2 separate regions of the Homo sapiens genome follow, and region 1 is linked to region 2. Evidence: chromatin contacts called from ENCODE Hi-C data. All regions are on one chromosome and are shown on one strand. The core of a region is the stretch at or near the end of the contact, and the rest is flanking DNA. Distances in the headings are between cores, read along the strand shown.

Evidence for each region. Hi-C counts contacts between places; a loop is a spot of excess contacts on that map. Pooled maps may share reads with other maps.
Region 1: a pooled map shows a loop between it and region 2 (2.2-fold over the local background). The contact joins two enhancer-like sites. A Hi-C loop is called at or near these places in 1 of 168 maps with a recorded cell type or tissue (MCF 10A), 2 of 37 single-sample maps with no recorded cell type and 5 of 50 pooled maps.

The regions. Positions count from the first base shown.
Region 1 is chr13:22,108,946-22,115,471 of GRCh38, reverse strand. All of the region lies in intron 3 of LOC105370108 (a long non-coding RNA gene), which reads right to left. It also overlaps the pseudogene MTND3P1. Among named protein-coding and RNA genes, the nearest start is that of LINC00540, 98 kb to the left of the region's middle. RefSeq lists enhancers at 279-618, 4,400-4,459. Within about 2 kb of position 4,956, at least 3 of the 41 ENCODE cell types and tissues checked have a DNase peak (open chromatin) inside an H3K27ac peak, as active enhancers do.
Region 2 is chr13:21,899,372-21,905,436 of GRCh38, reverse strand. No RefSeq gene overlaps it. Among named protein-coding and RNA genes, the nearest start is that of LINC00424, 24 kb to the right of the region's middle. Within about 2 kb of position 2,921, at least 2 of the 41 ENCODE cell types and tissues checked have a DNase peak (open chromatin) inside an H3K27ac peak, as active enhancers do.

The DNA.
Region 1 (6,526 bases), core at 3,707-6,206, 210 kb before region 2:
GAACCATCTGAAAAATATCCTCTGACATCTACAAGAAAAACATAGCCCTTGTTGAGCTGAACTTTTCACTTTTACATTCACCAGGTTACCATCTTGCTAAAATCAGATGACTCTTTACCTAAAAAACAAATCAAACTTGGCATCCTTCTCCTAAAGCTGCAGTTGTTGCTGGTGTTTTGATGGGGCGGTGGTTTGGGTAATGAAACAGGGAGAGGTCAAACATTCACACACCAAGAGTGATGACCTATTGGAATAACAGGAAGTGAAAACAAACTCAATTGCACTGGGGAGAGCACATCAGCAAAGGGGAACCGGAGGCCTCGAGGAGCATGCAGGCCAAGGCTCCGCTTCTTAGTCCATCCCTCCTTTGACTCTGATTTCATCACCTTGCCATCTGATCCTCCTGGTTGATTTCAATTAATTTCCAAGGATGAGAAAACTCACACTTCATTCCAATGCCTGAGAACACCCGAGTGACTGATTTATGGAGACTGTTGTTAGAAAGACAAACAATGACTTGAAATGGCCAAAGAGTTAGTGACTTGCACAATGGTTTATGGTGACCTCAGATGTGGGAGAAGGTTTCAGTTCTTACATTCAGGGTTGAATTACCACCACTACCAAAATAGCTGGGGAAATTTCTTTCCATGATGTCAGGCCAATAAGCAGTGTTTCTAAAGGAAACGAGTCACTGTGGTCTTCACTTCCCCTTCACTTAACCAAGGAGGGGGTTAAAATACAAAACATAGAGGTGTTAGGACTGGCGGCACGTTTTGTTATTTTTCCAGAATGCATCTCTTAGTTTTTGTACTCTGCGATTTTCTTTTTTTTTTTTTTTTTTTTTGATACAGGGCCTCACTGTGTCACCCAGTCTGGAGTACAGTAGCATGATCATGGCTCACTGTAGCCTCAACTACCCAGGTTCAAACAATCCCACCTCAGCCCCACAGGGAGCTGGGACTATAAATGTTTGCCACCATGCCCAGCTAATTTTTTTTATTTTTATTTTTTATTTTTATTTTTTGTAGACACAGAATCTCGCTATGTTGCCCAGGCTGGTTTTGAACTCCTGGCCTCAAGCAGTCTTCCTGCCTCAGCCACCCAAAGTGCTGGGATTACAAGCATGAGCTATATGCCATTTTCTAAAGGTTTTCTGTTTCTTTTTCTGTAACAAGTCTGACTTTGTTAAACGTGGCTCATTCAGTCCTTTCTCAAACTTAAAGTGTCATGTAACTTCTGTGACTTCTACTCTTGAGTTCACCACCTTTCTTACCTCCAAATACCCACCCACAAACGGAAAAACAAACAAACAAACAAACAAAAAACAGTGACCTCAGCAACACAAAAACACAAATTGAAAGGCTCCTGTCCTGAATGTAAAGATGTATAATCACTTACCAAAATAATTCAACATTTAGTAAAGCATCTCTATCTATGAAAACCCATTGAGAAAGAATGTTTAAAATGATGTCTCTAATAATTCCTTTTTTTTTAGTTCTTCAGTTTTAAGCTCAAAACAGAGAAAATGCTAAGAGCTCGCATTTCAATTACAATCTCCTAGGGACACAGAGGTATTGGAGTCAGTCTCTCATATCATCAGAACCTGAGAGAATCGTGGAGAGTTAAGTGAAGATGTGCACCAAACCAATCATACAGGAACACAAGGAGAAAAATATTTCTAAGACGCAGAAAAAAATTCAAATGATAACAATTATTTTTCTAAGAGAGAAAACATCCACAAAATGCATTTCAATCTGCCCAGTGAATGATTTTAGCATTGTCAGTAGTCTCTACACATGACTAACTTAGAACAACAGAAGTAATTCTGAGTAAAGAGGAATCAGAATAAGTTTTATATTTCAACAACCCCACTGCTCTACGTGAATTCCTGTTGATGGAACCACTTCACCGACAACATTTACTGCCAGGCAGAGAGGGGGCAAATTCTTACATAGCACGCTCAAAAGGTAAGATGCATCGGGGACTGGGAGTAGATGAGTCAGGCTTTGGGAGAAAAGTCACAGAAGCTAAGCTTGGACATGCACTTGGAGGTTAGATCTTAGTGCTTGCTCCTTCGCTGCTTGTGCAGGGGTGACCTACGTCCAATGTTAGGAAGGTGCCAAAGACCAGGGGTTTTATATAATCCATGAGGTAAGTCAACACCCTACTGGCCCTATCACTAATAATTATTACATTCTGACTTCCACAACTCAATACTTACATAGAAAAGTCTAACCCTTACGAATGCGGGTTTGACCCACTATCCTTTGCCCGCATTCCTTTAAGTCAGGACATTGAGTTCTTTTAGTTTCCTCTCTGTTGATAATTAACTGTTATTGTTGTCATCCCAGTCATGTCTAAGAATGCCTATTCTTGGAAAACCAACAGCTATTATCCCCTCCTGTGAGAGGGCACAGAGAGGGAAGCTTTCCGTTTTGTTACTCACTCCATCAGCTGCGGCTCATTCAGGCAGCAGGTCAAATCAGGAGTGTCAGGACAGGTGAGCCCAGGTGACAGGGAAGCACACAGAGGGTCTCCAACTCAGCCTCAGCCAGGAAAGATTTCCTTGTGGCCACACATACATCCTTATCCATGCGGGGTCCTTGTCAGCAATTCCTGGCTGATCCACTACAGAGAGATGCTAAGGTGCATGCACGGCGATTGTCAATGCTGCCTGCAGAATAAGACATAGGAAATCCTACAAAATTCACAAACACAGGTCAAGTGCTCCTATCTAAGCAAAAAGCCAAGCCATTTTTTTACAACATGAATAAATCCTAGAGAATAAGATGCCTAACATTTCGCTGGGTTTTGTTTTCTTTTGCTTTGCATACTAATGAATAAGTATAATTTTTAATATTTAAAATACAATATGACTATTATATATTCATAGAAATTTTAAAAAGGTTAAAGAATAAAAATACTAAATAAGTGTTTACTGTGCTTGCACTAAGTGTGGAAATAATAATTTCTAGAAGAGACAAGGTAGGTTGATTGAACAGAAGATAGTATGAGGACTAACTAGTGTGACTTTTTTCCTCCTAGACAAAGTTTGGTATATTATAAATGGCTCAAAGAAAAAAGTTTAAAAGAGGCTTGTCTGGGTCACTAAACATTAATACTTACAGGATACAAGAAAATGTCTTGCCTCAATTTTAAGTAATTATCCTGCGTTTTGTGTCTACTATTTCATTAAGCCTGTGTGAAACGCATAATTACGATGCAGGTGAGCTTGCTATACCAGCGTTAGCATGAAAGTCTCCGTCAAGTTTCTGAGAGGTCCCCGAGGGCAGAACCAGGACACACTCCTTCTTGTGCATACCACTCCCAGCCCAGTGCCTACACCGCCACATGCATTCCACAAAGGATCCTGGAATTCGTTATGGAGAAATGTCCTCATCCTGTCAATGTCAGTTTCATTTTTGAAGGGAAGAGTGGTAGCTCCCGGTAACAGTTTCCTCTGGCCAACGCTTTTGATAAGACCCCAACGTCTCTCTATAGGATCATCTTATTAGGTTCCTGGACGGATCCCAAACTCCAGTCTCATCACCTCCAACTCCCAATCCATTCCAATACATCTGTTGATGTCTCTCCCTCCTATTCAGAAAAAACACCAAATTCCCTTACATGCCCTGGAGAATCACTGCTTTTTATGAGTAGAGGATGGCTTTCAAGAACAATGCTCTCCTGGGTGAGATAACACATTGACCTGACATCAAGTGAGGGGGCAGGGAAGGTGACTGGAGAACATCCTAACAATCGTCAAACGGAACTAACTTGGTTCCACCAGTTGTGCTGGAGACATACGTTGCTGGTACTTGCTAAATATGACTTAAGGGAGGCCATTGATTTGGAGTGAGCTCCGAAACTACGCCTCAACAGATCACACCAAAATGGAGTCACTCAGGCTAAAGTTTCATGCCACCAAACAGAAATGAAAGTGTTTATCTGGCCTTCTGAGAAATCAGGAGAGATAACAGCCAAATTTCTAAGGAAGCCACTTTCAGCCAGCATGATAAGGAAATCCCCTCTGCTTTAACCCTTTGGAGAAAAGCAACCTGAAATCACCAGATGTTAGCCCACCTGCTTTTTGTATTATGCCATTTCCTTGCTCCTGCTCAAGCAGCCTTATAGAAACCAACTGTCATGCCCAGTGCAGCACCCGTCTAAATCTTTAGATGGGCTATGACTAATAACAGTCAACTCAATCTGTCAACTCCATTTGTTGAAATTTTGCTTTTGGACACGCCGTAGAGATGAAGTGAAATGTGGATTAGGTAAGAAAGACACCCAGAGAAAGGGGACCCTTGGTAGTCCCTAAGGCTAGCCCAGGCGTGAAACACTGTGTATCCACAGCCAGGCAGAAGAAGAGCCTACAAATCACCAGGACTCAGAGGACGCTGAGATGTCCTGCAGGGCAGAGGGGACAGCTTCCGCAAGACATGCACGGTGAACACCCCAAAGGAGCCCAGCAGCTGTGCCCCGTGCCTGGTCAGGGGCAGTGTTTCAGGGTTCCAGGCTCTTGCTGCCCCTCCCACAGGCCAGGATGCTTGCTGCAGGCACATCTCTGCTGCTCCCCACAACTGCACCTCCATGAAGCCTTGTCTAGCAGAAGTGCCTTAGCAATCACTCAAAATATTTCTTCAGAATGTCCTTATAAAAGTACATGTCTCTGGGTGAAACAATTTAAAATTAGTAAAGTCAATATTTAATTTGGACCTAGTTGGGAAATACGGAATTTTCCATGGAGAATCAGAACTGTCACCAGGATACGGTGAATTGGAACCACAGCCCTGGTTCCTGCATGTTGAGAAGACAGCTGCTGGGCTCCAGGGTGATTCAGGGTAGGGACCGCAGTGGCCCTACCAGCCAATGGCTCTAGCCAAGACCTTGGCTAGACAATCACTCTGCAAACATCATCCCCACCACCGCATGTTCCTCCTAATCTGACTCAGCCCGGGCTCTGCCTGCCAGCCCCCGCCCCAGCTCCAGGCTGCTCTTTTCCACTGTAGGATGGCCTTGGATGTTTGTGTTTCCTTTTTTGTTCATATAAGAATATTTAGGGTGTGGAGGACACACAGTTTTCTTTGACCTGTGACACACAGCCTCCCAGGAAGGGTCTTGGATGCTCCACTACACTCCGTCATCCAAGACAACACTGAAAAGACTCCCAGATCTTTCTGTGAGTGAGAAAAGAGACCAGCCCAGCCCCATCAAGCCCCCAGAATGAAAGAAAAAGACCCTGCCACGATGGACTCTCCTCCTCTTAGTCTAGCTAAAGGCTTGTCAACCCTTTGATCTTTCCAAAAAATCAACTCGTGGTTTTGATTTTCTCTATAATTTTTTATTCTCTATTTTACTTCTCTACACTCTAATCTTTATTTTCTTCCCTGTGCTGGTTTGAGGTTTAATTTGCTCCTCTTTTCCTAGTTCCTTAAGGTGTATGACTAGGTTATTACATTGAGGTTTTCATTTTTCTTTAATGTATGCATGCACAGCGATCAATTTCCCTGTGAGCACTTCTTCTAATGCATCCCGTAAGTTTTAGTATGCTGTGTTGACTTCCCTCTTTATCCATAAAAATAATCACACTACCCTGGGGACCACAGAAGGTGTAAAGCAATACAAGTGGTCATTGAGCTTTGATTTTCCTATTCAGAACAGGTTAATCTACTTGTAAATTGAGTTATTCTTTTGCCTAAAGGATAAGCTATTTTTGCTAATCAAATTTTGGTCCAAAAAGAGACATTTTTTCTGGCTCTTTTTCAAGATCTGTGGCCCATCAGAGTAGATCAGTATGAAGGATGGCATAGACCAGAGGTTAATGAATTTGTGGGAAAGATTTCCAAAGTTGGAGAACACACTTTACAGTAACCAGAAAGAATTGGATGAATCTCTGCTTTCTATCACCCAGGACCATTCCCAGTTCCAAATCTTGTTGCAGGGGTCTGCCCACCCTGTCTCTCATGAAAGGCCACCTCTCCATACTGCCCAGCCCCTCTGTCAGCTGGTATCAAAAACTGGCCCCATTTCAGAGGACTGTCCATCAAGTTACATACAGTCTGGGACATGGATGATTTAACAGGTGAGCGTGATCCAGGGGTGCTGAGCAGAATGGAGCCTACTTTCCTAAACAGACGTCAAACTAATGTCCTGGCCTCCTGCAGTTACAAAAGCTCCCTTACAGCACAACTAACTCAGCCCAGAAAACTTCCCAGGTGATTTGAGTTGGATGCAAGTTTGCCCCTTACTTCCAGGCCTCCATTGTTTTGGAATGTTGCTATGCATTATTAAACAGCGGCCACATTTTGTCCAAGAGGTGGCTGCATTTCAATGGCGGTGAAGTAATGCCTGTTTATATGTGCGCTTGCAAAGGGTTTTGGAACACTTTGACATGAAAAGCATCTTACAATACATCATTAGTGATTTCTAACAATCACTAATTGAGAAGTATGAAGGCTCTCTCCCAATACATATTCTTTGAAAGGTGATAGTCAACCAGAAACAGCTTCTGATGGGTTCTCTG
Region 2 (6,065 bases), core at 1,672-4,171:
CTTTACCTTTAATCTGTATTCGTAACTACACCCTGGACTGAGACCCCTTTAAGATACTACATTGATCCAAGGTAAAAAGTAATATACTGCAGGTCCTCAAATAACATCGTGTCATTCAATGTCATTTCATTATAATATTGGTGAGAAAAAAAAAACTGATTCCAGCTGGGGTCACTGTCAGTGTGGTGTGTGCAGTTCTCCCCATGTCTGTGTGGGTTTTCTCTGAGTACTCCCATTTCCTCCCACATCCCAAAGCTGTGCACATTAGGTTCATTGGTCCCAGTCTGAGTGAGTGTGGGTGTGTGAGAGTGTGTGTACCCTGCAATGGGATGGCATCCTGGCCAGGACTCATTCCCCCCTTGCACCTTGACTCTGAGCTGGAATAAGTGTGTTAGAAAATGAATAAGTGAATGAATGAATGAAAAAAATTTCACAAATTCTTGTAAAATAAAAATGCATCAAGTCTACAATAACCACACAGATGATGCACAACAATAAACAATGAGGTCTGAAAGAGCTCAACAAGCCCCTCGTATTCATGATGGCTTGTTTTTGCGCTGCAAAGAGGTGCTCCTTACAAGTTTTGCTTTGCAAATATTTCTTCCTTAGTTTAACCAACTACCACTATGACCACCGTCACTCACTGTTGCAGCAAAACTCGGGTATATTCTCTTATTTGTCTTTATTAATTTTTCTTAAATGTATAGCTCACATTTATTTCAACGTTTAATACTTGCAGTGTTTTGGGTCTTTATTTAGAAGTTTGGTGATGTTTTTGTGAACAGAAATGTGTCCTAGGAATTTCACTCGTTTATATCAGATTAACTGATTTTATTTAAGGTTAGATTTATTGTATGTTATTTTGCTTAAAGTCACGGTTTCCAAGAATCTATTGGTGACCTTAAGTGAGGACTTACTGTACGTGAAGCTATTCATTTGTAAACCTTCAGTGATGATGGAGAAACAGAGTCCTGAAGGAAGGACAGCTGGATTCCTGCACCACCCGGAACCATCCTTTGTATCCATATCTGCGAGTATATAGTACCCAATGGAACAGTAATTAATGGTAGCTAGCTCATGCCTAACTATTGTCTTCTCATTTTGAAGACAGGGAGAATTAAATTGTTTAGCCCTTCTTTTATAGGTAGGACCGAGAGGCTCCATATAGCCAACGAGTTGTGATGAATAGTGACTGAAGTGCTTCATCGATGATGGAAGATGCTCCATTGCTCAGTTTCCTTTTCGTGGGACCTCAACACTTGACTTGGCAGCAGTGTCATCATCCAGGGTCCCTGAGAAACGACAGTGAGCAGAGCATCACACATATGTGAGACAAGTACACAGTGTGGATGAGAAATACAGAGATTTTGTAAAGCTGCTGAAATTGGAGGCTCTTTGGTGTTTGTTATTGCAGCGTAATCCACCTGACCCTGCCTGATATGCTAGGTTGCTAGCAGAGCGAAAGAAGTGGATAGGGCCAAAGGAAGGCTAAGTCCCAGTGCCACCAAGCCGCTCCCTCTCTGCTTCCTGGGAGAGGGGCTCCATCATCAGCATGGTGCAGTGTGCAAATCAGAAACTTGGGCACTTAGATTGCAGCGCTGTTGTCAGAATAATGTATGGATGGTTCCTATGGATTCTTCTGTGGTCTCCTGAACATAGTGAATGCTCAGGAAGTGGTAGCAGTTATTACATTAATTTTTACTTACAAGATGTTTGGGACATAATATGAGTCTAGATAGGAAGGGACGATAGCCCTAGACCTGCATTCAACATCAGCAAATATTTATCTGAAAGTCTAACAATCACTATCTAGGAGTCCTTTCCTGAGCAAAGCTGAACAAGCTAGAAGAGGAGTCAGAGGCATAAAGTAGAGCCTAGTGGAGGTGGCCTCTAGTGGAGAGAAGCCCAGGTTGTTATGTGAATCCTTGGGCATCTGTGAAGGCTCTCTGGAGGAGGTGATGTGGCAGCTGAGATCTGTCAGATGACTTGAGACAGTCTGGTATGAAGAGGGGAGGACGAGCTCAAAGAGGGGGAACAGTATGTGCAGAGGCCGGGGGGGAAGGAGGGACGGTGCATGCAGAGAACTGCAGTGGCCATTTGGAGGCTACAGTGACTCCATCTGGAGGATGATCCATCATACTGGCTTCTGATTAACCTCTGTTCCAGGCACACCTCTAAGATTTCCAGTCTGTCTATTGTTCCCTGTATAAGAGCAAGTACTTACTGTAAATCCTGCCCTTAGGTCAGCCAACCTTGATGTTATCATACTTCAATCGTCCTGCACCTCCCTTCTGAACCAACCCTCCCTGTGATCTATAAGCCCTGGGTCTGGGGGTCATGGAGCAGGGGACCCACCATCCTGTCTCACCGCCACCTGAGATGCTGACGGGGCTCCTGTTCGTAAGTCCCTATTAAATGTTTCTTTCTGAGAAACTGGATACATCAGCCTCTTTCTTCAGCCTGTTGGCTTCCTCGGACTTTGTGAGTAGGTTTGCATAGACCTGCCCACTGTGGAACAGGCCAGAGAAAAGAATGTGAGGGGCAGGTGATGAGAAACGGGGCTGCAGCCGTAAAAGGAAATCTAGCCACACCCAAAGCACGCCTAGATCGTCTTCCTATCACAGCAAGTGAAACTTCTCAAGGTCAATTTCTTCTCTTTGTCCACAAGGAGTCATTTGAAATGAAGTCCTGCTGGGCACAGAAGACAAAAAGATCTGTTAGCTCTCCCAACATCTGTGCCTAATCATTCAGTAACTTGCCTCAAAGCTAGCTTACACAGAGCAGGGGCTGGGTCCTGCAGTATCATGGTGTTCTCCCATTCCAGAGAGACAGTCTTATCTCCCTCCCCTCCTCCCATCTGCCATCAGCTTTATGGAACCCAAATTCTCCGGCTGCAAAGCTTCCAAAAGATGTCTGAGAGGAAACTCTTGACTTGGCAGTCGATGCCTCTGAATTGCTGAGCAGTGAATGGAATTTCTGCCTCTCACTCCACCCACTTTGTAGGACTCTGGAACCCAGGAAACACATGATACTGCTTGCACGGGTAATGTGAGGAGGAGAGAAAGAAACCCATCCCGTGCACGAGGACATCCAAGGATATACAAGGTTCCCCTCTATGCCTTTAGATTGGCCCTCTCTCCATGCCCAGGAGGAGAATTCGGCTCGTCTTCTCCTGCCAGCTCCAAATTATTTCTAGCTGGCTCATCCATCTCCCTGAAAGACCCAGAGGATTAAGAGACATGGCAAGGCCTTCTGATGGACATTGAACTCACTGACTCGGCACGCACTGTAGCAAAGGTTTGCACAGAAACTTTACACCCAGAGCCAATAAAGTCTGTGCCATCAAAAGCAAGTCAAAACACAATGGCATCCAGCAAAGCAGCCAGCAGATTGTCAGCCTGTCCTCTTAAGCAAAAGTTCTGCAGGAGAGCCAGCGGAGAAGCTTGAGAAGGAGCCAGGAAGGGAGTGAGTTCCACATGCCCCATGCTGCTCCTGCCACCGCTGCCACAGCTGCTGCTGGAAAAACACATTCCAGCATCTGGTATCGGAGACCCGCAGCTGGGGTGCGCCCTGCCTGTGTGGCCAGGAGTGCCCTCTGAAAGGCACAGCCAAGAGGGGAGAGGACAGGGCAGGTACAACTAGGGGTGCCAGTCCCACGAGGCCGGGCCAACTCTGCCTTGCCATCCGATGCCAGCCTATTTCCTTGTGCCATAATGGCCAGGTTTAAGAAATGTCAACCTTGTGTTCTGAAAATGATCAATGCTCTGGAATAAAGAGGTGTCTTTTCCAGCCATGCCCCAATCTACTCATGAGAAGCAGGGGCTGGGGAACAAATCTCCAATAGGAAGAATAACAGAGCAGGGATGAAGCGAGGCTGGCAGCAGGCGGGACCTCCTCCAGCAAACACATGGAAAGAGACTGAAAGCAGCATGTGGCTTCCAACCAACACCCCAGCACTCTCTCCAACTCAGGCCACAGTGGGGAGATTTGCTTCCCTGCTGTTTTCTTACCAGCAGAGCATTTTTTTAAAATTATTATTATACTTTAAGTTTTAGGGTACTTGTGCACAATGTGCCAGTTAGTTACATATGTATACATGTGCCATGCTGGTGTGTTGCACCCATTAACTCGTCATTTAGCATTAAGTATATCTCCTAATGCTATCCTTCCCCCCTCCACCCACCCCACAACAGGCCCCGGTGTGTGATGTTCCCCTTCCTGTGTCCATGTGTTCTCATTGTTCAATTCCCACCTGTGAGTGAGAACATGCAGTGTTTGGTTTTTTGTCCTTGTGATAGTTTACTGAGAATGATGATTTCCAATTTCATCCATGTCCCTACAAAGGACATGAACTCATCATTTTTTATGGCTGCACAGTATTCCATGGTGTGTATGTGCCACATTTTCTTAATCCAGTCTATCATTGCTGGACATTTGGGTTGGTTCCAAGTCTTTGCTATTGTGAATAGTGCCGCAATAAACATACGTGTGCGTGTGTCTTTATAGCAGCATGATTTATAGTCCTTTGGGTATATAACCAGTAATGGGATGGCTGGGTCAAATGGTATTTCTAGTTCTAGATCCCTGAGGAATCGCCACACTGACTTCCACAAGGGTTGAACTAGTTTACAGTCCCACCAACAATGTAAAAGTGTTCCTATTTCTCCACATCCTCTCCAGCACCTGTTGTTTCCTGACTTTTTAATGATCGCCATTCTAACTGGTGTGAGATGGTATCTCATTGTGGTTTTGATTTGCATTTCTCTGATGGCCAGTGATGATGAGCATTTTTTCATGTGTCTTTTGGCTGCATAAATGTCTTCTTTTGAGAAGTGTCTGTTCATATCCTTTGCCCACTTTTTGATGGGGTTGTTTGTTATGACATTCACAAGACCCTGCTTCCTTAAGAGAAAGCCAGGCTGGTGCTTCTGCTGCTGTGGCCTGTCACCTAATCTCTGTTTGGAGCCGGGCAGTCCTCTCGCCCATGAACAACCACACACCGCACCCCCAGAGGAGCCAAGGGAGGGAGCCCTGGGCAGAGGCAGCAGATGAACTCTGGGCGACTATTTCCAGGGAACGCCTCCCCAAGCACTGTTTATTAACTGGAGGAAAGGGAATCACTGTGGCAAGAAGAGTGGCATGAAAGATTTTTCAGTTGTGATAGATGTTTCTTAGCCACTTACTTAAGCTCAGTTTAAGCCAAAACATGACCAAAGAATTGTCATCATGCATGAGCAAATGTAGAAATGCCGTGTCCCTTAAGATTCTTTATAGAAAAAATAAAACCAGGTGATCACTGCAAATGAGGGCATCTTCAGAAAATATGAAAGGCACTAACTTCATGTGACCCTGTGCAAACTGCTCTAAACCCGAAAGAGCAGCCAGCTTCCTGTCTCAAAGTTCTGCTGCATTAAAAAGATGGCAGAGTGGTCCCAGACATCCCAGCAACTAGGCCGGTACACACATTTCAGAAATGAGAGGTGGACCAATAACAGGTCCACAGGGAATGGTTTGGGCACAGGGCAAAGGGGACAGATAACCTCAAAAGTCCTTTGGGTGGACACAGAGGCCAGTTGGGGCACTTGCCACAGCTTCGGGGTGCATCTTGTGTCAAGACCTTGGCACGCTGAAGAAGCCAGCTAAAATAGAGCCACTCACGAGTTATGATTATCCTCGTTCAGCTAGGATGGAGAATCGCATGCAGAGAACATGGTCACTTTCCTTTCTGGACGTCCTATATTTAATTGATGAAGTCACTCGAGCATCCTCTGTTTGAGCTAAGGTCCCTGAGTTTGGCAGGAGAGGGATGATGGGAGTTCCTGGGGACGTGGGGAAGGAGGCTGATCTCAACTCCATTAAACGTTCTGAGAGGGTGTAAAATTTGTCTGGCCTGTTTGCTTTTTTTTCAAACTCCAGGCTAGTGGGTGGGATACAGTTCAGAGCAGAAAAACAGAAGCGGGCCTTGGAGGAAGGTCCAGCATTTGTAGGAAGGATGGCAGTGGTTGGGACCATCCAACAGAAAGCACTGAGCCCTACCTGAGCCTTGGGTGCTTCTTGGGTGAGCT